Linked DNA regions of Homo sapiens: all the other regions are linked to region 1. A link is a loop called in an ENCODE intact Hi-C map of the cell type or tissue named here. Cell type or tissue: endothelial cell of umbilical vein. All regions are shown on one strand.

Region 1 (5,000 bases):
ACCTGACACAGCTTATACTTTTGCTTCATCGACAGGGAGTTCATAAATAGGTTTACTTTATGTTAGCAGTAATTTTTATGGCTACTTCAATAATCTTGCCTTATCTGTTTTTTATTTCTGTCTCAAGGGGTACCAAGTAGGCAATGAAATAAAGTGAAATTATAATGCTGTTCCAAACTTTGCCATGATTAAATATATTATCTAAAAGCACTAATATATCACAATTAGAAAATATAGTGGTGATGAAATATAATTGCGGTGATAGGGAGCTCTTTTGCAGTTTCCTGATAGTTAAGTCAAAATTCTTTTACTGTACCACTGAAATAATGATGCTGGAATTCTTCGGGGATATATCCATTAAGTAAAATATTTCAACTTTAAAATAAGTATGCATAAATCCATACTGATATAAGTAAATGTTTGGTGAATTAATAAAGAAAAGCATGTGAGAAGACAAACAGTCTTTATGGAATGATTGCAAATAGTATTTGTAGCTACTAACCCTCCAAGAGGTGAAGCTTAATCCTGAATGAAGGTCACACTTAGTGACTCACTTCTCAGGAACATAGTACGTGAATTGAAAAAGTTACTGTACATTGGAAAACTTGGCAAACACGACTTTAACTATGTGATGAAGGTTAACATCACCAGTGAGGTCATGTCATCATGTAAACCCAAATATTATGTGATAAGAAGGGCACTTCAACTCTGTGGTATTCTTTCTGAAATTCCATAATGCTGGTCTAATCATGAGAAAAAGACAACAGATTAAGGCTGTACTCCTCAAGACTGTCAAGGTCAATAAAATATTCTGAGAGTTCCTCATATTGTCAAGCAGAGAACTGCCATATAACCCAGCAACTTTACTCCCAGGTACATACTCAAGAGAAACGGAAACCTATGTCTACATAAAAACTTGCACAAAAAATATATGTAGCATCATAATTCATAATGGCCGAAAACTGGAAACAACTCAAGTGTTCACCAATTGATGAGTGGATAAAAAAATGTGGTATATCAATAAAAAGGAATAAAGTACTGATACATGCTACAAAATAGATAAACCTTAAAAACATTATGTGAAGTGAAAGAAGCCAGACACAAAAGATGAATATTGCATGATTCCACTTCTATGAGATGTCCAGAATAGGTAAATCCACAGAAACACAAAGCATACCTGTGATTCCTGGAGCTGGGGGTGAAAGCAGGGATTAACTGCGTTCAAGTATGATGGGACATTTTATAGTGATGGAAACCTCCAAAACTCAACTACGGTGATGGTTGCACAACTTTTGTTTACTGAAAATCATCAAGTTGTATCCTTAAAACTGCGAATTTCATTGTCTGTAATTATATTGCAAGAAAGCCTTCTGTTGTACCTCAGTAATGACCAAACTTTTTCATATGAAGGCCTTGATGCCCATGTTTTCTATACCCATGAATATATATAAAACCGTAGCTGTATCCCAGCCCTGCTGACTGTGTCCTAAGTAACTCCAAGCAATGGCAGTCTCTCCCTGCCCCACCACCACCACCCCTCACGCTGACTCGGGCTTTGCTTGTATGAAAAATTCGAGTTGCACCTGATCACTTCCACATCTTCTAACTGTGGAAGAAACTGGAGAGTGGGTCCACAACAGCATCCAGGGCCTCCACTCTAACATGACATCAGCATTATTATTTTTTACTCCTCTTGGGATTTTCTCCTGTGACTCCACCTGAGGAATCTAAATGGCATTACCTCTCTGGGTGTCAGTATTGCAATACTTATCAAAGGGCTACATAGGTGCACACCCTTTGCACCAACAATTTACCTTTTAGAAGTTTATCTTCAGGACATTGTGAAGGATGCTGATAAGCATCTGGTTATAAGTACTGTCATTCTGAAAATTCCCTTCCTTTATTTCTGGGCCTGAATTTAGGAAGAAAGACCAACCGGTACACCAAATTATGAAGGGGCAGAAGGAAGCAGAGGGAAATGCTGTGCACACACACAAGCAGTGACAAATACACACACATGTACAGCAACCAGGTTCTGTTATTAGTACTGTAATAACCTCCAAGACAGTTAGTAAGGCTCTAAGAGGACCCATTTGGCTCACCAGTGTAAACAGCTACAGGAACTGTGCCCTTCAGCCATGCACAGACTCTGAAAAGATGTCTTCCACACAGTGTAGATAACAGGGAATATCAGAACACTCTGACTAACACAGGTTTGAGAAAACTGATGTCATATCCATAGGATGGAATTCTAGAATTCAGCAAAACAAGTTTTAATGAAGATAACGATGAGAGGTGATTTGTTGCCTGTAAGATTAGCAATGATTCACATTATTTCTAATGTGTGAAGACACAAGGTCCTTACATACTGTTATGTAAGGAATATAAGTTAGAAATAGTATTTGGATTTCACTATGTTAATATAAAATTTTACAGTTCCCAGGGTTTTGAAAGACCACTTCCAGGAACTTTTTTTTTTTTGACAGAAATGCTTACAAATATATTTGCATATATATGAGGAGGATATTAAGTATACTATTGTTTGTAACAGGAAAAAATGTTAAAGCAACTACATTTTTATGACTGGGATACTAATTAAATGAATTTTTGGGGCACCCACATGATGAACCACCTGGTTGATAAAAAAAAGAGACTACAATTATTTTTGGAAGGAAATTTAAAACATTATTATGGAAACGCATGTGTATGCAAAGATGATCACAATGAGGGCAAATGTGGGTCACAAAGATCACTTAGTGGCCAAGATGCATTTTTGCTTATATAGGTCTATAGCTATTTATCCAGAGGTTTGAAAGCATAAACACAGAAATGATCATTTTGTGCTTTCACATAGCACATAAAGAGGCTACACTTTCTGTCTGGTGGCCGTCAGTATCCCTGTACAGTGGGAATGCCCATTTTTCTACTCACACTTCCAGAAAACTCTGTAGGGTGTGCATGGGCCACAGCACCTCCCTCCCACCTTCCTGCTCAGCGATGTTCAAGCTGCTGCAGTTCAGGCTTCTGTCATGAGGGGGCATCACTGTACCACTATTATCAAACTTCTCTACAAAGTGTAAGCAAGGAGCAGAAAAATACGGTATCCTCCCCTAAAACCCAGTCTATGAAAGGAACTGCAGAATGATTCTGTCTGGAAAAAAAAAACAACCCTGACAGGTGTAAAAAAGAGTGTAAAAACATACTGTGGGACATCCATAGGATGAAACACCAGGTAGGTCTGATGTGCCTTGGCTGTTGCTGGGAGGCAGGATTGGGGGAGCCCAGGGCAGCAGGAAGTGACTGAAAGGATGAGGCGCTGGAGTGGGGTCTGGGCAGATGTGTCCACAATGTCTTGGAGAGGGGGGTCAGTGGGAGGGAGTGGGAGAGAGTCTGAGAAGCCTGTACAGGGTTGGAGTGATGGGTGGTGAACACCCTGCTCTCCAGGAGGGACCCCCCCCTACAGCGTGGACACCTCAACCTACGCTAATGAAGGAAAAAATAAATTACTGAATGCGCTGTAGATTTGGAATCAACAGCAAATTGGCCTGCTTTAATATACAAATGGGTATTCCGAACTATTGGTATCACAGTAAAGAAAAGTTTCATAACATTACTTACTCTGCGAAATTTACCCCTTTTCATTAAGAAAGAGCAAGGAACGTGGAGATAGCTGTAATGCCTCTTGGTGGCCAGAGTCAGGATTGCAACTCTGAGTGTAGACCAGGGGACTCAGCAGCGGGCAGGGAGGGATGAAAGTTGGGAGCTTGATTAATGGGATCAGACATGGTTTTCTGGAACTTTTCACTTACATCCAGCTATCCTTCTGTATCCATCATTTTTTCTGGAATATTAACAGAAGCACTTTTTGTGGGATATCTAAATCTGAGATCAGAAGCCAGTCCTGGTCTGAACTGAAGATAATACTGCAACTGTGAGCTGTACTTGAGGTGGTGGAGCTAGACTAGCTAGAAACACACACACACACACACACACACACACACACACACACACACACACTCCATTCATTTTTTAAAATCTGCTTTGTTTCCCCATAAAATTGGCTACAATGAATGCTTTTCCAAAGCAAAAAAAATATATATATATATATGGAATATATGTGCACATTACTTTTGTCAATCTGATGATAAGTATTTTGTTTTCAATTTTTATTAAAATACTTTTTCCCCCCGAATACAAAATTTCAAACACTATGCAAAAGCACTTCAATACATTTAAATCATCCTGCATCTCTCACTGACCCTACTCCTACCCCCTGGCCCCAAGGGGTCTGTTGTCCCTTAGGATAATGCACGCTCTCCAGACGCATCCCTGTAGGTGACGTGCACACGAACATGTTCGACCCCCAACACACATCATAGTCCTCTCCAAAAGTGCAATCACAGTCCTCATCTTCTTTGACAACCTATCTTTTCCACTTAAGATACCCCTCCCTCTCCCTCCTCCTTCTTCCTCTTCCTCTTCTTCTTCCTCTCTCTCTCTCTCTCCTCTTTTCCCTTCAAAGTTAAAGCTCTAAAAATAGTTTTCTGCATTCCTTGTTAACATTCTTTATTCGCCACTAACCCCCTATCCCACTGCACTATGACTTCCATTGCCAGGATTGTAATGAATGTGATCTTACCAAGGTCACCATTCACCTTTTTGTTACTAGGGCCAGTGTTTGTATACATCTATTAACATACTAAGTATTACTTTAAATGCATTCCTAAAACATGCACGCTTGTGCAGACTGTTTCTTTCACCTAAGAAATCTGTGACAGTTTTCAGGCTCTGAAGCATGACATCCTGGACACAAATCCAAGCTGTCCCACTCCCTAACTGTGTAGTCTCAGGCAAAGTCCTTATTCTCTCTGCCACTCAGTTTCTCATCTATAAAGTGGGAATCAGCAAGGATATCTCTTTTTTTGAACATTACTATTACCTTTATTTATTTTTTCAATTGATATATAATATAGGGTTACATATTTTGGGGGGTACATGTG
Region 2 (5,000 bases), 210 kb after region 1:
GTAACCTTTGTTAAGGGTTACACGAAGGGTGCAGATTTCATGTGCAGCAATGACAGAGGAGGGAGAGATCACTTCCAGCTTCAGAGGCTGGGTGATTAGGTCTTGACCTCTAAGAATGAGCAGCACCAGGATCTAGGAGGAAGAGGAGGGCAATCAGGAACAAGATAATGACGAACAAGGACAAAGAGAGAAGTATAAGGCATGCTTGGGCACAGTGACTAAGGGTTGTTTATTATTATTAGTTTTTAATTTTTAATTTGATCTCACTGCTTCTGTAGACAATGAAGTAAGGGTTTATTTTGGATGGGGCAGAGAAGGAGATGATGAGGCTAGAAACATGTCCTGAGGTTCAATTCTGATGGAGGCTGAATGTCAAGATAAGGAGTATAGGATTTACTTGGTGAGTGGTGCGGTTACCATCCAGGGTCACTGAGCAGGAGAATGACTGTTGAAAGCAGGGACAAGGTAATGTGTAAGGTGGATTAAAGGGAGAGAGGGAGGCGCTGGAGGCAGGAAGTCCAGAAGTGAAGCAATGGCCTAAATCTGTTCATGAATGTTTACAGCAGTTCTTTTCATAATTGCTTAGAGCTGGGAATAACTCAAATGTCCTTCAGCAGGTGAATGAATAAGCAAACTGTGGAATAGCTAAATAACAGAATACTACTCAGCAAAAAAGAGAATAAACTATTGATACATGCAACAACTCAAATGGATGTCCAGGGCATTATGCTGAGTGAAAGAAGCCAGTCCCAAAAGAAGCCAGTGCACAAAAATTGAAAAATGAAATCATTTACATAATATTCTGAATAAGACAAAAGTGTAGTAATGGGGAATATATTAGTGGTTGCCAGAGTTTAGGGAAGGCAGTCAAATAGGACTACAAGAGACAGCATGCAGGAGTTTCTGGGGGTGATTGAACTGTATTCTGATTGCAGTGGTGGTTAAACAAATCTATACATTGGTTAAACTTCATAGAAGTGTACACACACACAAAGTCCATTTTGCTGCTGATGATTTTTCTTTTAAAAGATCAGAGTTGTTCCTCACTAAATGGTTACATTTAAAAGAGTGGAAACATTTGGTGATAGGCAATGATTAAATCTTTATAATTTGCTAGTTATATTTATATTAAAAGCTCTCTCTCAAACAATAGAACATTTATCCCTCAAGTGTGGAAGAAATTTGTCATGCTTCAACTATAAATCATTAAGTCCAAAAAATATTTATTTTTTCCAAACCTTCTTTTCTCTTCTCTGGTGGGTGTTCTTGTTGGCTAAGGCATCCTGCTGTGACCACCCTAGACAAAAGACCCCCTCTGTCTTCTTCTGACTCTCCAGCTGGCTCCATTGGCCAGAATGCCACTCCAGGCACCACCATCCTTCCAAGTACCAGTGGATTCTGAGTTGCAGGGATATCAGTTTCCTGTTTAATATTATTTTTTACAGCAATGTTGTTCTCTTTGCTTTCTAATCATAACAATTATGCATGTCAATAGTTCTTTTAATGGGACACAGTGGATGATACCAGACTATCTCAAGAGTGCCATGAATGAAAATGCCATGCAAAGAAGCCTCAAGCCTGATGGTGAGATACAGAGAATTCTCTTTTCTGAGTGTTTCATGAGTGTATGAGTTATTTCCCAACAACGAAATGTTTTCCAAGAAACATACTACTTTGAGTTCCAAAAGAATTTTACTCAGTGGAAAGCAGGCTTTTCTGTGGACTTATCTGATTAACAAGATACTGAATCCTATAGAGGAAATGGGGAGGAAGTCTGTCTGAAGCCTCCAAGTGAAACCTTAGTGGATGCCACCAGTGGTCATCAATGAAAAAGATCAGACATCCAACACTTGATAACTTGAGTTCTGCCAGAAATAGAAAGAGTAGTAGATTACCTATACAAAATTGCTAACAAGAGAAAACTAGGCCTCCTTCCACACATTAATTTGGGAGTCAATTTTTTAAGTGCTGTTTGGTAAGATTTTAAAAAATTCTAACACATCAATATGTTGTGAATATTGTCATTTCATTTCCAGCCATTAGAAAACTTTTCCAAAGTCTTACACATTGATATAACTAATTTGTCCTTCATATTAAGTGTTACATATTGCTTATGAGGCATCCGTTTTCTGATACCATTTTTAAAAGTATGCTGATTGCTGAAAACATAGAACACAACAGAAAACTATTCAAGAGGATTAGTCAAATCCTCCACTTTCAACCTTAGATTCTTTTCCAGCCCCCTCTTCCCGATCTACCACCTTTGCCCATTTCAATGCTGGATAGGATTCCAGGGGAAATGGTGGACTGTAGGGGTCTTGGAGGAGGGGAGGTGGGAGTATTGGGAGCAGAAGAAAGAGATGATTCCTCAAAGAAGGAGAAATGGTCGATTACCCCTAAAAGGCTGATCCTCCTGGTAATCTGAGAAAGGCGAATAAATACTCCAGGGCGAAGATAACAGTTTATTGTCTCCGATTGGCAAATACGAAAAAAGATTGACAGTATCAAGTGGAGGGAACGCAGCGGGCGGGCTGCAGTGTTAATGGGAGGGGTAACTGGGGACTCGAGCTCAGTGATGACGCGACTCTCACGTGACCAGGAGTCGACGTGTGCAGAAGTCCTTATAGTCCAGGGCCTGTTTCCCTGTAGCAGCTCCTTATTGCTGGAGAAGGAGAAAAGTGCCCAAGATCCTTTCAGGTTAGTATAAACGTGGGCGCTGACTTGGAGACCCTGGGGTCGAGGAGGCCGAGAGCAGAAAGCAAGCGGGGCCGGCACTGCTTTCCCCACTTCTGTTCCGCCAAACTCCCATTTTGTGCAGGAAATTTGGGGCTGTTTGGTGGGGGATGGCGGGTGGAGAGAGAGAAGGGTAGCTAATTAAGGGTCCTGAGAGAGAGACATAGAAACTGTTTGGAAGAAACTTGCTTTTCCTACTCCCTGCTTGCAGAAAAACGGTGGGCACGGAGGAGGGCGGGGTTGCCATAAAAGGAGGGCGAGGATGAGGACATGGGAAACTTTACACCAACATGGCCTAGAATCATGAAAGGGACCCGTGATCCAGGTACTAGTCTGCTCACCAAACACTCCCATCTGTCTGCAGGATATTTGGTTTTTTGGGCGCGACACAAATCGAGGTGAGGGAAGAGAGAGGAAAATCCCCTGAATCCCTGCAGGTCAGTTTTTGTAAAGGTGCAATTGCTTCAGGTCTCTTCGGGTGGGGGTGGAAGTGTGAGTGACACCAAAGCACATCCTGGGGTCGCAGCAGCCCCTCCCCATCCGGATTAAGTGCCAGAGGCCGGTGCCGAGCCTGCAGCGGAAATGAGGCGGGGGAGGAGGAGGCTTAAGAGACGCTGAAGGGGGAGGGGAGGCCAGAGACTGGACCAGCCGTCTCAGGTGAGAGGCTGGAGGTTGAGAGGGCCTGGGAAAGTCTGAAGGGCGGGAGTGTTGGAGACCAGAGGCGGGAGAAGGGTTAATTGCTTCCGTACTGCTCCCATTTCAGTATTAGGAGAGGCTTGTAGCAGGGCCTGCTGGGAAGATGGTGGGCAGGAGCAGGAGGAGAAAGATGGAGCTGGAACGAAAGGGGGCGCGAAGGGAGGTGGAGTCAGGGGAGTTCTGAGCCTGAGGATCCAGCTTTCTCTAGTTGGAAAACTTTTGACAATTAGGGTACTGAGTCAAAAAAGGCCAGTCGCTATGGGACCCCATACTCTGACTGCTGGTCTGTTTGCCTGGAATCTAGTAGTTTTGTTTCCTTGTTTTCTAGGATTAATTTATTCAAAAAGGAAATAAAAAATACTCAATATGCAAAAGTCTTGTGAAGAAAATGAGGGAAAACCACAGAACATGCCAAAGGCCGAGGAAGATCGCCCTTTGGAGGATGTACCACAGGAGGCAGAAGGAAATCCTCAACCTTCCGAAGAAGGCGTAAGCCAGGAAGCAGAAGGAAACCCCAGAGGAGGGCCGAATCAGCCTGGCCAGGGATTTAAAGAGGACACACCCGTTAGGCATTTGGACCCTGAAGAAATGATAAGAGGAGTAGATGAGCTTGAAAGGCTTAGGGAAGAGATAAGAAGAGTAAGAAACAAGTTTGTGATGATGCATTGGAAGCAAAGACATTCACGCAGCCGTCCTTATCCTGTGTGCTTTAGGCCTTGAATTCATTTTTGCCTAATATTAAAATCTGGCCCCAGCTTTCTTTCTGTTAGCATTTTCTGATGTATCTTTGACCTCCATTTTACTTTTAATCATCTGATGAAATTTTGTTTTAGGTAATTTCCTTGGTACCAGCATCTCATTGGATTTTGGATTTTGACCCATTTTCCAGGTCTATTTTTCAATTGGAAACTTTCACACATTTGCATGGGAATATGTTCATTCCATGTTGTAAAGTAAAACATAACAGGTTATGGCAAAGCAGCATATTTAATATCAGCTCACATATGTAGGATAAAATTCCAAACTTTGTGTGTGTGCGTGTGTGTATACATACATCCATATAACATATATCACAAACTTAACCAAGCTTATTTCTGTGTGGTGTGAAATTTTATTTGTTTTCTTCTTTTTGTTCTTTTTGCTTATATGTACTTTTTAATGAACACGTGTCTCACACACAAAAAGAATTAAGGATTTTTTTTACAAGTAAGAGTCAAATAATTTGCAACCAGCTTATGAGGGCAATGGGGGCACCTAAACTCTTGATGAAAGAACTTTAAAAAGAAATGTAAACCTCAAATTACCTCTGGATCTCTTAGCCAGAGGAATAAACTGGCAATTATTACAGATACACACGTTTAAGACTCAGTCTTTTCATGGGGAAAATATTTGCTTCACAGGGCTGCAGTGGGGAAGAAATGAGGCAGTAACAGCTGTGCTCAGTGAGATCTTGTTCCCACCTGTGCATACGGAATCCCAACCCACTATAGAAGCACCAATATTTAAGGGAGGGCCTGGCATGATGCAACTTGTACTCAGGATCAAGTCCAGTAGGCAGAGGTGGGGGCTTA
Region 3 (5,000 bases), 67 kb after region 1:
ATCATCTTTATCAAAGAGTATGACCATTTAACATATTAAGTATTTGCTGTCTAGTTGAAAGTTAAAATCTCCTTACTAATGAATATCCCAACCAACTCCAAGATGAGAGCACTCATTTTTTTAGATTTGTGCAATAACGGCTTTTCCAACTTTATTAATATTTGCTGATGAAATATTCTATGCTGTAATGTTAGAATATGTTTCATTTTCTCCGTCTATTTCCACGTAAATGGCATATTTCACATGTGCATTTTTAAATGCAAACATAATGGTTCCACTTTATGCCTCAAGATATGTCCTGGAATAATTGTAGAGTTTGGCAAGAAAACCAGATCAGTAAGTTTGTGTTTTTGCTGTGCCCTGTTTAAATTGAAATTATGGAGTCAGGAGAACTCCACACACTGCCAGGAGAGGAGAAATTGGTACAAGCTCTTTGTGGAGACACTGCACAGCATCTGTGAGAGAAGCAAGCAAGGCCCTGTCAGCCGCAGCCCTCTCAGGTCTGCACTTCAGAGAGTTTTGCATGTATGCAAACCTGGTCACAGCAGCGTGGCTAAAATATAGTTCCAAAGTTGCCTGATTAAAGAAACTTCAGAAACGCTATTTTCAGTGTAAAAATCTCCATAAGTGGTACCTAAATATACTACTTCTATAGTTAGAGCTTAAAATATGTGAAGAAATTATGTGTTCTGTTCAGGAGCGTATAGTCATATGCCCTATAACGACGTTTCAGTCAATGATGAGCCGCATATATGACGGTGGTACCATTAGATTATAATATTGTATTTTTACTGTAACTTTTCTATGTTTAGATTATTTACCATTGTGTTACAATTGCCTACAGTATACAGTACAGTAACTTCCTATAGGTTTGTAGCCTAGGAGCAATAGGCTATACCATCTAGCTTAGATATGTAGTAGGTTATACCATCTAGGTTTGTGTAAGTACACTTTATGATGTTTGCACAATGACACATTTGTCAGAACGTATCCCTGTTGTGCAATGCATAACTATGTTCATGAATAATAAATATGGAACAAAACTTTAGAATGGTAAAAAAAATTTGATTTGGATAATGGTTCCCTCAGGGGTAAGACAATCAGAGAAGATACATAGAAGCATTTACTCTGCAATATTTGACTTGGTTGTACACATGTTTGCCTATTATGGTATTTATTATAAGTTTTTAAATGCCTGAAATCTAACATATTTGACATGAATAAGTCTTTAATGGGCCTTATCTCTGATTAACAAGTAACCCATTGTGCACTTAGAAAATACGGAAAATGCACTCATATACCAATATGAACATATTGATAACATTTAACCCCACCATGGACTAGTGAAAACTGTAATCATGGTGGTATGTTTCCTCCAGTTGTCATCTACACACGTGTGTACATGTGCACACACACACTGTATATGCATTGAATATGGATTTGATTTAACTGGAATGTATCAATTTTCTTTAAGTGTGTAACTACAAAGTTAGTGGCTGAAAGCTACATCTAAGGTCATGGGTCTGTAGGTCAGAAGTCTGGCACTGTATGACCTTGCTCTCAATTTAGGGTCTCACAAAGCTGAAATCAAGGTATCTATGTAGACTTGACTGAGATCTTTTGTCTGGAGGCTCTGGGTAAAAATTTGCTTCCAAGATCATCCTTGTTTCTGGGAGAAGTCATTTTCTCAAGACTATTGCACTGCAGCACAACCCACCTCCCAGTTTCCTTGACGGCTATCGTCTTAGAGTCTTCTCAGCTCCTAGGGGCTACTCCAGTTCCCTGATACGTGATCTCCTTCTTCCAGCCAGCAATGGTGTGTTGAATGCTCCCTGGGTTCTGATTCTCTGATTTCCCCTCCTCTGAACAGCCAGAAAAAAATACTCTGCTTTTAAAAAGCTCATTTGATTAGGTCAGCCCCCAGCCAAATTATCACCCTTTTACCATATAACAGAACATAATCATGTAAGTGATATCACGTTATATTAACTGGTTCCACCCACATTCAGAGAAGAGGAGATTATACAAGATTGAAAGGGTCATTGAAGCTCATTTTAAAATTCTGCCTACCACAAGGAGATTCATACAAAAAAATCATGCAAAGTTCAACCAATGGTGTTCAGCTTTAAACTGTTTTTTTTTTCTGACCCAACCCCCAGGCCACTGCAATAGGGCAATTATTGCACTAGGCTGAGGCCAGCACAAGGGAAATGACTCATCCAAAGTTTTGTAGTCAGGGACGTGTCTGGTCTCCTGACTCCAGTCTTTTGTTCAGCATCTATGTATCTTGTTCTGTAGTGTCCCTTCTACTTCAGAATCAATGGGAAACTTCTCCTCCAGTGTCAGACTAGATGGCAAAGAAAGGGGACAGGAAGGCAAATGCAGTCATAGGAAATGATGTGGGGATTTTTTTCTGTTTCCCCATTCCCACATGGAACTCATCCCACAACTCAGAACTGGCCCAAAGCTCATAGGTTATGGGGACATATTTCAGTTCTTGCTGCTACCTTTCCACAAACTCTCTATGGCAGTAATGCCCTTTGGTTTAGATAAATGTCATCTCCTCTCTGGGAGGGAGGAGGTAAATAGCCGTGAGTGTTATGTGTTGAAGTCCTACTATGTCCCGTAGGTACTTGACAGGTTTTCTGAAAAAGATATGTGGTGAGCCTTATTTCACAGATGATCAAGCTCGTTCTCACAGGGACTAAACCCTCTTCAGAGAAGTGGCAGAACTGGAATGTGATTCTATCTCTTGCCTTCCCCACAATATCACCAGCAGCTTCCCATTTGGAAGATGATGGCTTTGCACTCCCCCAGTATTGTGCCCTATGGGCCTCACTCAACAGCCCTTCACATCAAGGAAGAGGACGGTGGAGATGAAATCCTGCCCTTTGACCTATGAAGCTTATGTTAGGTCACATGGATTGGCTGGTGCCCATGGCCCCTCCTAGGCCCGCTGACCCCACTCCACTGACATCAAGCTTGCATGTGTGACTAGATGTGGCCAATGATTGATGAGAGGAAATGGAGCGTGCCCCTCCCAAGCAGAAGTGATAAGAGCCATGTAGGTGTCCCACCAGTACACTTTGTCCCTCTGCCTCAGCAATGACGCAGATTTCCTATGAGATAGCTTAGTTCATTGAATCCTCCAGCAGCATTAGAATATGAGAATTTAAATGAGGACAGGAATGCTTCAGAAGAGGCAAGCTAAATGATTTATACCCAAAATTGGCCTGCTAGAAGATCATCCCAACTCACATGCCCTAACATTGAGTCTGTACCCAGCAGAAGGTACACGTTTTACCCATATCACATAGAGAGCAGTTTGTCAGGCTCTGGAAACAACATCTTCTGCCTTTCACTCCATTGCTCTCTCCAGAAGACCTCTCCTCATGCTTAGCTCTTCCCTGGGCATGTGTCTTTATAGAGCCACAAGAACAACCCAGATACCCAGTTAATGACCACTTCTGATGCTCACTCTCCAAGAGAGTCCCAAAGAGGTCAGGAAACATACACTGATTCTACAGAAATGGGGTGACAACATTTCCCCATTCTACCTACACTGCGCGATGCCACAACACAGAAGAGGCACCAACTCTTATACATGATGTAAGTCTGTGTAGGTTTATTTTTCTTTCTGTTGCCATGTTTTCAGAAGCTCTTTAGGACACAATTATGCTTCTTAGCACTATATAGTTTAGGTTAAAGTCATCTCAGAAGCAGAAGCTGCAAAGGGCTGTGGAAAGGAAACTAATACTTCAAGGGCCTACAACGGGCCAGATACTAGGCACTTTACATACCGTTTCTCTAAGTCCTTACAACTGCTCTGTAAGTTAGGTATCAGTATTCCCTGCTTAAACTCATTCCTCCCCAGAGGCAGGCTCTCCTAAGGCTCATGGAGGTTAAATATATTTTACGAGGACACAGACCCAGTAAGAGGCAGCATGGTTATTCTAATCCAGGGTGGTCAGAGCCCAAAGTTGAGTTCTATCATGACCTTTTGCAGGTAAGTGTGGGTAGTAACATTTGCCTTGTTCTAGAGCAGGTTTTCTCAACCTCAGCACTGTTGACATTTTGGGCTGGAGAGCTCTTTGCTGTGGGGGCTGTTCTAGGCAATGGGGGGTGTTCAGCAGCCTTCCTGGCTCCCAGGGAGGCTAGTAAGGGAAGTGACTTATCCCTGAAACAGGAATATCCCAAGTTACTGGTTTGGGTCCGACACTAGGATGAAGAGAGACATCCTGTCTCTCTTGCTCCAGTGTTCTGTCCAGCAGACATAGTATGAGGCTTTCATCAGGCCCCTCAGAAGTGCAAAGGAAACACAGTTCTCTCAGGCAAAGAGGAGGGCAAGATAAGGGGATAGGAAAACCCAGGAAACAGGAAGAAATGGGGTGAGTGGTGACTTCATTCCCTTACCCCAATCTCTACTCATGGGGTCCATGACTCAGTTAGATGGAGATGGCGGAAAAACTTTCTACCATTCCCCCGGCCCCAGCAGGGCACTCATTCCACCGCATAGAAATGGCACTGACTCACGGTGCAATTAGAAACGTGGGAGTGTTTTTTTTTCTTCTCTCCACATGCCCTTTAGATCATGCCACCCCCTCAAATGTATTCACATTTGTAGTTCACCCTTTCCTGCCTCCTCCACTACTAGCCAGGAAAAGCTCCAGCAGACTCCTGACTCTCAGCAGGTTCATCCTCAAAAAGTGTGATTCTTGGCCAGGAGCGGTGGCTCACGCCTGTAATCCCAGCACTTTGGAAGGCCGAGGAGGGTGGATCACGAGGTCAGGAGATCCAGACTATCCTGGTTAACACGGAGAAACCACATCTCTACTAAAAATACAAAAAATTAGCCGGGCACCGAGGCGGGCGCCTGTAGTCCCAGCTACTCTGGAGGCTGAGGCAGGAGAATGGCGTAAACCCGGGAGGCGGAGGTTGCAGTGAGCCGAGATCACGCCACTGCACTCCAGCCTGGGCGACAGGGCGAGACTCCGTCTCAA
Region 4 (5,000 bases), 110 kb after region 1:
CACAGTGGTATTGTTACTATTTGTTAAATACCAATCATTCCAGAGCAGTGATTAGGAAAAAGGACATTGACCTTAGGCAAGTATTCCATTTAATAGCTGGGCAACCTCGGCCAGGCCTCACTTTCCTTTTCTATAAAATAATAGGTTAATGATATAACATCTAGAAAAGGACTCAGAGTTCATGGAAGGGAAGAAAGACTCTGTGTAAGTCCAATAATTATTTGGGCAATTATAATGCAAGGATAATATAATTACCGATTGGGAATTTTTTTAAAAAAATAATTATTTCTTAACCAGATGGCAGGAGGCCTGATAAGAGATACCAAAATGCCACTTAAAAAGAAATAATCCTTCTCTTTAGCAAACTGAAGGGCTTCATCTTGATATATGTGAATATTTGTGGATATGGGTATGTATGTGTATGTGTGTATATATTATACTGTGCCTTCTGTTTTTCATTTTTCTTTTAACAATACATGATGAACATGTAGTACATATGGATCTACTTCATTCCTTTAAATAGTTCCCTACCTACATTACACTGTGGACAAAAGATTTGAATAGACATTTCTCAAAGTGTGAAATACAAATCACCAATAAGCACATGAAAAGATGCTCCATGCCCAACTAAATTATTCAAGTGATGCAGCTGTTTTTGCTAAGGGTCTTGCAAAAGGCTGACGTCAGAATATCAAATAACTGCTTTTGGATACTGTTATGTGTGTTAGCCTCCTCCTTCTTACCTTACCTTGAACTTTCTTTGCAGAGAGAACAAACCAGCTTTTCTGTTAGCTTTTGCTTTTTACAGAGACTGAGGTGATTATGTGTGGATGGGATCTGGGGCTGATTTTCAAACACACACTCTCCTGTCAGTTTCCTAGTAAAAAGTTTTATATGAGATTACTCTTGTTATTAGCGTCCTGAAGAATCCATTGGCTTTGCATTCCTACCTCTTTTATTTTGTGGTATCATGATAGCTGTGTCTTACTGTAATTTTGAAGTTCCTCAAAGATTGTTTATCTTTAGTTTCTTACTTGATGCTCTTTTTTAATCTTAGGATTTATTTAAAATCCCCTGTACTTAACTAAAAACTAGAAATAGTTACAGATACCATGTTTATATTCTACAATATACATTGTGTGCTGTATTTAATTTGGAATCATAAACCAGAGCTTTTGGTGTTAGGAAATGCTTATTATTCACATTCAGATTTATTGTACAGAGAAAACTGTTATTGGGAGAGGCAATCTGCCATGAACCCTGAGCATCCCTGCATATTCTTATTGGGTATGCCAAGAATTTAAGACCCTGAGTGTTCTTTACCCAGGCAGACCATTTTTCATAGTTGTGTTTGCAACAAGCAACCTTGAGCGATAAGATAACCTCTTCCCCTGAACAAAGAGCAGGCTTGTTTCTGCTGTGAAAGCATTGAAGACCCCAAACTCAGGGTTTCCTTCCTATAATGCAATGCCCTGCATGTTTAGGTATCAATCACGGGTCCTATGCCACCCCATGAAACTTGGAAATAATAAGGAACTAATACAAACCAACATGAAGCTCTGGCTACTGCTTCTGCTGTGATGATGTCATTTGATTTTGACCCAGGAGTCTAGAGTCTTCTGCCAGCATCCATTAAATGAGAGTAGGCTAAGTTGTTAGCTTATACGTAGGGTAAAATCTCAAATCCCTCACAGTTCTTGATAGGTGTTTCCAGTTATTATCCCTAAAGTTATTATGCCCATGCTGGGGCAATGTTTCCCACCAGGATGTTTTTTTGCCTTAAGTATGTGCCACCTACACTATTAATACTGTGTTCTAACTTAATGTTCTTCTTCACATTGACTCACTTATTTGAATACTTTTTTGAAAAACAAACTTTATAATGCCACCCTAAATCTAAACTATCATCATTTGCTTTAAACAGAAAGTATTCATTCATACATGTTCAAATAAATACACGGACACCACAATTTAAAAGATTTGTGTACTATCTAAAATCATTTCCTCCTACCACCAGACTCTTTTACTTTAACCATAAGTTATCTGATTACATGCAGAGCAGTCATGTCTGGGACAAAGTTTCTATTAGTGAATTTTGAGATCTTATCTTCTTCCTTATAAAAAAGTCCTATCAAACCTCCTTGTGAAGGAAAAAAAGGGAGAAAGGAAGTCTAGTGCTCTGATCTGCAAAAAGGATAGTTGTTTTTCTCCAGGTATGTCTGTTCAGGACAGGCAAGCTATCAGCTGAGGAGGGCCTTGTGCCTAGCAGAGAAGCCAAAGTCAGGCCTATCCTAGACAGGAGTGTGGCTTGAGTGAGCCCTTCCACATCCTTCCTGAGTGCCACCCCTCTGAGGGCCAAGGGGATGGATTTATCCTGTTTTGTAAAACTGGCAGTGAGCCTGGAACCTTATCTCACTCCAACATGAATTGCAGCCCTACCAGCAACCATTAGGCTGCCATCACCTTGAAGAATGGTCTGGAGACATGAAGAGTTCCCAAAATGGCATCACAGAGGAAAATGACACATGACAGGCACAATAGTGGGCCTTTTGTAAAGAAAGAAAGATAGGGCTGGGCACGGTGGCTCACGCCTGTAATCCCAGCACTTTGGGAGGCAGAGGTGGGTGGATCACTTGAGGTCAGGAGTTTGAGACCAGCCTGGACAACATGGCGAAATCCCGTCTCTACTAAAAATACAAAAAAAAAAAAAAATTAGCTGGGTGTGGTGGTGCAAACCTGTAATTCCAGCTACTCGGGAGGTAAGACACAAGAGTCACTTGAACCAAGGAGGCGGAGGTTGCAGTGAGCTGAGATCATGCTGCTGCACTCCAGCCCGGGAGACAGAGTGAGACTCCACCTTAAAATAAAGAAAGAAAGATTAGATAGATAGATAGATAGATAGATAGATAGATAGATAGATAGATAGATAGATAGATAGACAGACAGACAGACAGACAGACAGACAGAGATATGTAGATATAGACATACAATAAGGCCTACACAGCACTTTCATATATTTCCAGCCAGGGATGGGATTATTCCAAAATCTGACTTGAATTTTCCTTCAAAATTTATACAAGTCTAGGGATATCTGTTGAACAGATGAGGAGGGCCTGCCACCAGTCTTCTGGGAGAAATCATTCGTCCTAAGGAAATAGGAGTCAGGAAGATAAAATGGTAGTCTTCAGATCCAGGGCAGCAATTCTGACTAAAACATAATGTCTGTTACTCAGATTTGTCTTCTGGTCCAACTCCCAGATGGACCTATCATGTCTGAGCCTTATGGGGAGAAAGTTAAAATCCCAAAGTTGCCAAGATATCTATAAGACATCATGACTCATGTGGCACTGCATAAGTGTCTATCTAAATTGAAGAGATGGGCAATCTCCTAACTTCTCTAAAGGTCAGTCTGGGAACTAAGCTTACTGGGGGTGCCAAAGAAATATGCTGGGCTTCACTACTTGAGAATTCTAGCACATTCACAGTGGTAGGGGCCTGAAGGTGCAGGACCCAGCAGAAGGGGCAGAAAACGCAGTATATATGGTAGTATGAAGGGCAGGGGCATGAGAAGCTGGGTAGGCATATCAGGAAATGAACATAAAGGTGGCACCCACCTCACAGTTCCTTTTTTTTTTTTTTTTGAGACGGAGTCTTGCTCTGTCACCCAGGCTGGAGTGCAGTGGTGCGATCTCGGCTCACTGCAAGCTCTGCCTCCTGGGTTCACACCATTCTCCTGCCTCAGCCTCCCGAGTAGCTGGGACTACAGGCGCCTGCCACCATGCCCGGCTAATTTTTTGTATTTTTAGTAGAGACGGGCTTTCACCATGTTAGCCAGGATGGTCTTGATCTCCTGACCTCGTCATCTGCCCGCCTTGGCCTCCCAATGTTGGGATTAGAGGTGTGACCCACCGCGCCCGGCCTTGGGTTTGTTCTTAATCACAGATAAGAACTACTTTCTCCACCCTTCCAAATCGCTGAAATTAATCTCTTACGGAGTTGGGATGGGAACAAAACTCTGTCAAACATAGCTCACAGTCATTACTCTATTTGGCCCTCACCAGATCCTTGTGAGATTATTTTCTTTATTTTAAAGATGAGAAAATATGTAAAATTTATTATTCTAGCTAAGTGGTCTGGAGTTACTTTCAAGTTCACATTTCTTCTAAAATTCTGTCAACAAATATTAAATGCCCCAATACTTTTAGAAATAAACTAATACGTGCTGCTTGTTGCTTCTTTTTTATAAAACTTTTATTATTCTAGCAATAATAATGTGTGTTAATTTTAGGAATATAGAAAATACAAACAAGCAAAAGGAGAAAAATCATTCATAATCCCACCACCGAGAGGCTGTACTTTCTTTCATCCTTCACAAGTTATGTCCATATATGTAATATACAAATGTACTTTTTACCTTTCAAAAATATGATATTCACATATTACTTAGCCTTTTTCCATTTTATATCTTACCAAGAACCTCTTTTTTACAAATGTGTAAAGTTCTTTTATTAAAAGACAGAGACTTGTAGATTGGTTCAAAATACAATAAACAATGAGATGCAGATAACAAGAGATACATCTAAAACCATTAATAGCAACAGGTTATAAGTAGAAATATGGACAAAGGAATATCAGGAAATGCTAATAAAAAGCAAGCTATATGGTATTGTTAATATCAGATAAAAATCAAGGTAAACTACATTAAATAGGGGTAAGGATGGTTTCGATTAACCTTCCAACGCATCACTATAAGTTTGTTTCTGACTCTCCTTATCTCATCTATTTCATCCACTTCTCTAAACATATCTTCATTGCTTAAATGCCTGTTGTGTATATCTTCTTTAAACTCCTGGAGAGATTGAATCAGCCTTTCTCTAAAAGTTCCTTTTGCTTTGGCCTCCTCCTCTAGCTTCTCCTCCTCTTCTGGCTTTTCCTCAGGCTTTGGCTCTTCCTCATGCTTTGGTTCACTCTCATTTTCTGGTTTTCCTTCCATTTTTTGA
Region 5 (5,000 bases), 89 kb after region 1:
ACCCTAGCACCTCATCAACAGCAACAGAAATAGGATCCAGCAGAAGGGAAAGTGTGGCCAATCAAGAAGGCAGTAATCAGGGGAGCAGGAGGATTGCAAATAACAAGAATGATATGGGGGAACCCACCTATTTTCACTGTCTGGACTTGTAAACATGAGTGATAATTCCTCCAGTCCTAAGTACCTGATGGGGGTCCCGGTCCTGTTAAATGTTGGGGAGTTGGGGACAGAAGCCAGCCCAACACAGTTCCACATTTCATCAGTTCCACTCAGCAGCCCTGTAAGACAAGCATTGTTCCCCATTTCACAGAGCAGAAAACGGGCTCTTTAAAGGAATGCATCTGTAATAAAGGGAAGGTTTATTATTCCAGTTAAGACTGAAGGATAGTTAGAGTTTACTCTTCAAATTTGTTGAGCCAGTATTGTTACGTATCTGCACTACATTCATAATCTCATTGAAAAATAATTTTCATTGCTTCTCAAACTCCAGATAATAAAAGGAAAAAAATGTCACATATTACTTTTTTTTTTTTGAGACTGTCTGGCTCTGTCGTCCAGGCTGGAGTGCAGTGGCGTGATCTCGGCTCACTGCAACCTCCGCCTTCCGGGTTCAAGCCATTCTCCTGCCTCAGCCTCCCGAGTAGCTGGGATTACAGGCGTGTGCCATCACGACCGGCTAATTTTTTGTATTTTTTTTTCAGTAGAGACAGGGTTTCACCGTGTTAGCCAGGATGGTCTCGATCTCCTGACCTCGTGATCTGCCTACCTTAGCCTCCCAAAGTGCTGGGATTAGTTAACACACAGAAATGTTCACCAATTAACACTCTAGTGTATTTAATCTCAGATTTTTTTTTAGTTCATCTGTTATATGTAAGTATACATTTTTAATGAGACAATAAATGTATAGATTGCTTTTTAAATTGCTTTATTAGCTTTAAATTTTTCCATGCAAATGGGTGAAACTACTGCTGACAGAAACTTACACTGAGTGCAAAGGCAATCTTCAAATAGAAGCTGGCAACACAAGACCCACTTGACACATGGAAATAACATAGGGTTCACAGCAAACGGATCAGTAAAGGCATATTAGGAAAATGCAAGGAAAAAGAAAACAGCGGGAATCACAGTATTAATCTCATGATAAATGGCAGGAGTCAAGGCATAAGGCAAAATTCATCATGATGGTCATGGTGATTAGAGAGCTCCCCCATAAGGATACGCAGACAATTCCTCAACTGCAGCTCCCTAAGTTTTCTTCTGATTTCTCTCATCTCCTCCATGAATATTTCCATATCATCTCCATCTCCACCCATCCCATCATTGATCTGCCTATTGGGTATGGCCCATCGAAAATTAGGGGCAAGTCGGCGAGCCTGTCCCCGTCGATTTCCTGCAGGCTGGTGGCCTTCACCTCCTCCCAAAGGGCGGTCTTCCTCTCCATTCTGCATAGGCTGCTCCATCTCTTCGTTTTCCTGGTGAATATTTGCCATGATGAGATTTTTTTTTTCTGGTTGTTTTTCTTTGAACACAAGTAAGACAAAGGCAAGGAGAGAGACTGAATGCTTGGTGCTCTGACCAGCAGGATTCAGAGCCCTGATATCAAAGGATTTTTTAATTTCGTTTTTTCCCACCTTAGAAGTTCCGCGCGTCCTCTACGGGGCCTCCAATTAAAGCCCCTCCCTCCAGCTTTCTCCCCTTACCTCCCTTCCCCCAAACCCACCATTTTTCGTTTCCCGGGATTCTTTCCCAGAGCTTTGCAGGCACCAAAATGGAGGACCGGTATAGGAGTGGGGGATGGGGTGGAGGGGGTTGGGGTCTCAGACTGGGCTTTCCTTACGTTCCGACCCCCGCCCCACCACCGTCCCTCGCACCGACCTGGGCCTATCCTTGCAGTCTCCTTCTCCTCCGGATTCTCGCCGCGAGGTGCGCCGCGGAGACACTTAGCCTCGCAGACCTGCAGTCGAGCCGGGGTGGGGGTTGTGGGGGGTGGGGGCTGCTGCAGCGGAACGCTAGCGAAGACCCGCCGCCGCCCGGCCCTTTCCGTGCTCCGAGCCCGGGCTCCCCTCGCTGCCAGCGCCCCGCGTCTCCCGCCCCCCACCCCCACCCCACCCTCGAACGCCCAGCCCCCCGCGGTGTTCGCTGTTTTCCTGCAGGGACTCGGGGGTGGGTTTCCATCGCTCTTGGTGGCTCTGCCGCCCCTGGAAACCCAGCCGCCCCTGCTTCCCCATCCCTGGGGGCCTCTGTGTTCCCAAGCATGTTGGGGTGTGGAGAAAGCTGGCGGGGACCCCCTGCGCTGTTCTGCGCCTGTCGCCGAGGTCGGTCAGCCGCTGCTGGCATGGCCGGGGCTCACGGGCCCCGGAGCCCTTACCTGCTCCGCTTTTCCCCGGGCCGAATGCCAGCCCGCCGAGCTCAGGGCAGCGGGGAGCTGGTAGCCAGACGCGAGTGACGACTGCACCGAAGGCTGCGTCGCTCTGCAGCTCTGGGTCACGTGAGGGCCGCGCGTCACCACCGAGCTCGCCCCCCAACTTGGGCGGCCAGTGCAGCAGGATCTCCCCCTTCCCCCCACCCGCCACCGCCATATGCACGCGCAAAAAACAGCCTCCCTACTCCCGTCTGCATGAGGTGCCCCAGAGCGCACAGCCCTGTCACTCTTCTCGGTCCTCTCCAATCTGAGGGCCCACAAGTGGCATCACTGCTCTGCGGTTGGAGTTTGCCCTCCTCTGGTTACCAGGGAGGGTCTGCATCATCCTCCACCACTGCCCCCTCTCACTTCAGGCCTTGGCTTTGGCCTTTTCTGCTTTCTCTCCTTTTCTACCTGGCAACATGCTTTGCGCTGCACTCCCACTTCTACCCCTTGCGTGTGCACAGCCATCAATGCCCACGTAGCCCCTGAATTCCTACCCTTCTAGAAAATTTAGAGTGAGGGCTAAGGTGGGGAGGCAGGAGGGCATTTGTCAGAAAGCGGGGCAAGGAAGTGGAGTGGACTGTATATATTTCTTTTTATTTCCTTAAAAAATCTGCATGCTTCAGAAAATTATAAATTATAAGTTTTTAATTTTGAAAGAAATGCTGGTTGGGCGCGGTGGCGTACCTGTAATCCCAGCACTTTGGGAGGCCGAGGCGGGTGGATCACTTGAGGCCAGTAGTGTGAGACCAGCCTGGCCAACATGGTGAGACCCCATCTCTACTAAAAATACAAAAATTAGCTGGGCGTGGTGGCGTGCGCCTGTAATCCCAGCTACTCGGGGGGCTGAGGCAGGAGAATCGCTTGAACCTGGGAGGCGGAGGTTGCAGTGAGCCGGGATCGCACCACTGCACTCCAGCCTGGGCGACAGAGCAAGACCCTGTCAAAAAAAAAAAAAAAAAAAAAAAAAAAAAAGGAAATGCTTTATCCTGCACAATGAAATCTCTCATTGTTTATGTTGACCTGTACCACACAAAATATTTTTTCTGGGCTCCACACAACATCAAGCCATTACTTTTGATACATACTAGCTCGTTTAAAATTTTATTTTTGGCCGGGCATGGTGGCTCACGCCTGTAATCCCAGCACTTTGGGAGGCCGAGGCGGGCGGATCACGAGGTCAGGAGATCGAGACCATCCTGGCTAATACGGTGAAACTCCGTCTCTACTAAAAATACAAAAAAATTAGCCAGGCGTGGTGGCACGTGCCTGTAGTCCCAGCTACTCGGGAGGCTGAGGCAGGAGAATCGTTGAACCCGGGAGGCAGAGGTTGCAGTGAGCCGCGTCGCACCACTGCACTTCAGTCTAGGCGGCAGAGCGAGACTCCGTCTCCAAAAAAAAAAAAAAGAAAAGAAAAAAATATATAAAAAGGCGGGACTCTTTCTTTTTCTTTTTTTTTTTTCCCCCGAGACGGAGTCTCGCTCTGTCGCCCAGGCTGGAGTCAGTGGCGCGATCTCGGCTCACTGCAAGCTCCGCCTCCAGGGTTCATGCCATTCTCCTGCTTCAGCCTCCGGAGTAGCTGGGACTACAGGCGCCTGAAAGGCGGGACTCTTTCTGAACACAGTTGGTGTTTTCGAAATGATCTGTAAAGTGAATCTTCAGGGAGCAGTCTGGTCGTCAGATCTTCACCATTTTATGTAACTTTGATGTTTTTGATATCACAGTCATCAGAGAAAGGGAGTCTTTTATTCCCTGCTTTCCTTTCCAAACCTTTCAAACCATCCCTACAAATATCTTCTTAGTATGAGCTCAGAAGTTAAGTACATATTATGCAGAAAGTAGTTTCAAAACCATCTACCCTTTGGTGCGAATGTTTCAAAATATATTAGAAATAAGCAGGGGGTGTGTGAAACAACTTAACTTGAGACTGAACCTTATCCTGAGTGCAAATGTTCCTTTCTCCAACTTGAAATCATTTTTAAAAAAATTATCACAGCTAGAAAATAGAGATGTCTTTAGAAAAGTGGCATTGTTATAAAAAATATTTGATATCTGTTGTTTATGATAAGGAACCAAAAGCATTAAATGCAGCACTGAGGCAAGACAAGCCAGACAAATGCTTACTAACTCTAGTTTTGGCCCCAAACTCCTGTAGAATTTCCTACCCTGCTAAACCAGATGACACAGTGAATAAAGGAAGAGTATATGCCCAGTGTGTATGTAGTTAGACGTTTTGGAGATATGTATTCCATATAAAATTACATATATATTCTTCTAGAGGTATATGGATATATTAGTACATAGCTCCAAAACATCAAATTATAAAATCACACTCAATATTTGTCTTTTAAAGAAATGTTAGTGATTCCTGGATTCTGTCTCACAGTTAAGAACTTTTTATACAGATTGCTATATTAATGATATCAGCTGGAATGATGCAGTTTCAAAGCATGAACAGTAGTATCAGACAAGTCTGGCTTCAAATTCAGTCAGCTGTTTACTTGATGTTCAACTTTGGATCAATTACTTATCAAGGTCTGTGTGCTTCCTCTGTGAAACAAGGATTGTTAGAATTACACATAACAATAATTTACTA

What was found. A loop is a pair of places that touch in the nucleus more often than their neighbours do. Peaks named below come from ENCODE experiments on the same cell type or tissue, not always from the same donor. Only the 100,000 strongest peaks of a DNase experiment are listed, where the experiment ranks them.
Region 2: it touches region 1 in a loop (5-fold over the local background); 12 of 110 quality-filtered maps call a loop at or near these places.
Region 3: a loop joins it to region 1, with 7 times the contacts of the local background. A loop is called at or near these places in 6 of 110 quality-filtered maps.
Region 4: a loop joins it to region 1, with 4 times the contacts of the local background. A loop is called at or near these places in 91 of 110 quality-filtered maps.
Region 5: it touches region 1 in a loop (11-fold over the local background); 8 of 110 quality-filtered maps call a loop at or near these places.

The regions. Positions count from the first base shown.
Region 1 is chrX:103,462,970-103,467,969 of GRCh38, reverse strand. The region is part of intron 4 of LL0XNC01-250H12.3 (a long non-coding RNA gene); the gene reads right to left. Among named protein-coding and RNA genes, the nearest start is that of RAB40A, 54 kb to the left of the region's middle. RefSeq lists enhancers at 2,917-2,986, 3,187-3,336. In endothelial cell of umbilical vein, CTCF peaks have their summits at 3,018 and 3,673; DNase peaks (open chromatin) are centred at 3,069 and 3,689; H3K4me3 peaks cover 349 bases.
Region 2 is chrX:103,252,775-103,257,774 of GRCh38, reverse strand. TCEAL8 (transcription elongation factor A like 8) reads left to right here and starts at 2,620. Exons shown (of 3, transcript NM_153333.3): 1 at 2,620-2,697; 2 at 3,098-3,170; 3 at 3,758-4,780. The coding sequence starts at 3,796. The coding sequence ends at 4,149. RefSeq lists an enhancer at 2,634-2,683. In endothelial cell of umbilical vein, no CTCF peak of the experiment used is centred here; DNase peaks (open chromatin) are centred at 2,584 and 3,314; H3K4me3 peaks cover 1,739 bases; H3K27ac peaks cover 1,684 bases.
Region 3 is chrX:103,395,906-103,400,905 of GRCh38, reverse strand. No RefSeq gene overlaps it. Among named protein-coding and RNA genes, the nearest start is that of LL0XNC01-250H12.3, 6.4 kb to the left of the region's middle. In endothelial cell of umbilical vein, no CTCF peak of the experiment used is centred here; a DNase peak (open chromatin) is centred at 2,225; H3K27ac peaks cover 2,800 bases.
Region 4 is chrX:103,357,696-103,362,695 of GRCh38, reverse strand. It overlaps TCEAL9 (transcription elongation factor A like 9), which reads right to left. Exons shown (of 3, transcript NM_016303.3): 3 at 4,234-5,000. The coding sequence ends at 4,697. Among named protein-coding and RNA genes, the nearest start is that of TCEAL9, 3.7 kb to the right of the region's middle. In endothelial cell of umbilical vein, no CTCF peak of the experiment used is centred here; DNase peaks (open chromatin) are centred at 35 and 2,315; H3K4me3 peaks cover 298 bases; H3K27ac peaks cover 1,094 bases.
Region 5 is chrX:103,373,982-103,378,981 of GRCh38, reverse strand. BEX3 (brain expressed X-linked 3) reads right to left here and starts at 2,444. Exons shown (of 3, transcript NM_206917.3): 1 at 2,369-2,444; 2 at 1,876-1,954; 3 at 818-1,472. The coding sequence starts at 1,460. The coding sequence ends at 1,155. In endothelial cell of umbilical vein, no CTCF peak of the experiment used is centred here; a DNase peak (open chromatin) is centred at 2,561; H3K4me3 peaks cover 1,844 bases; H3K27ac peaks cover 1,632 bases.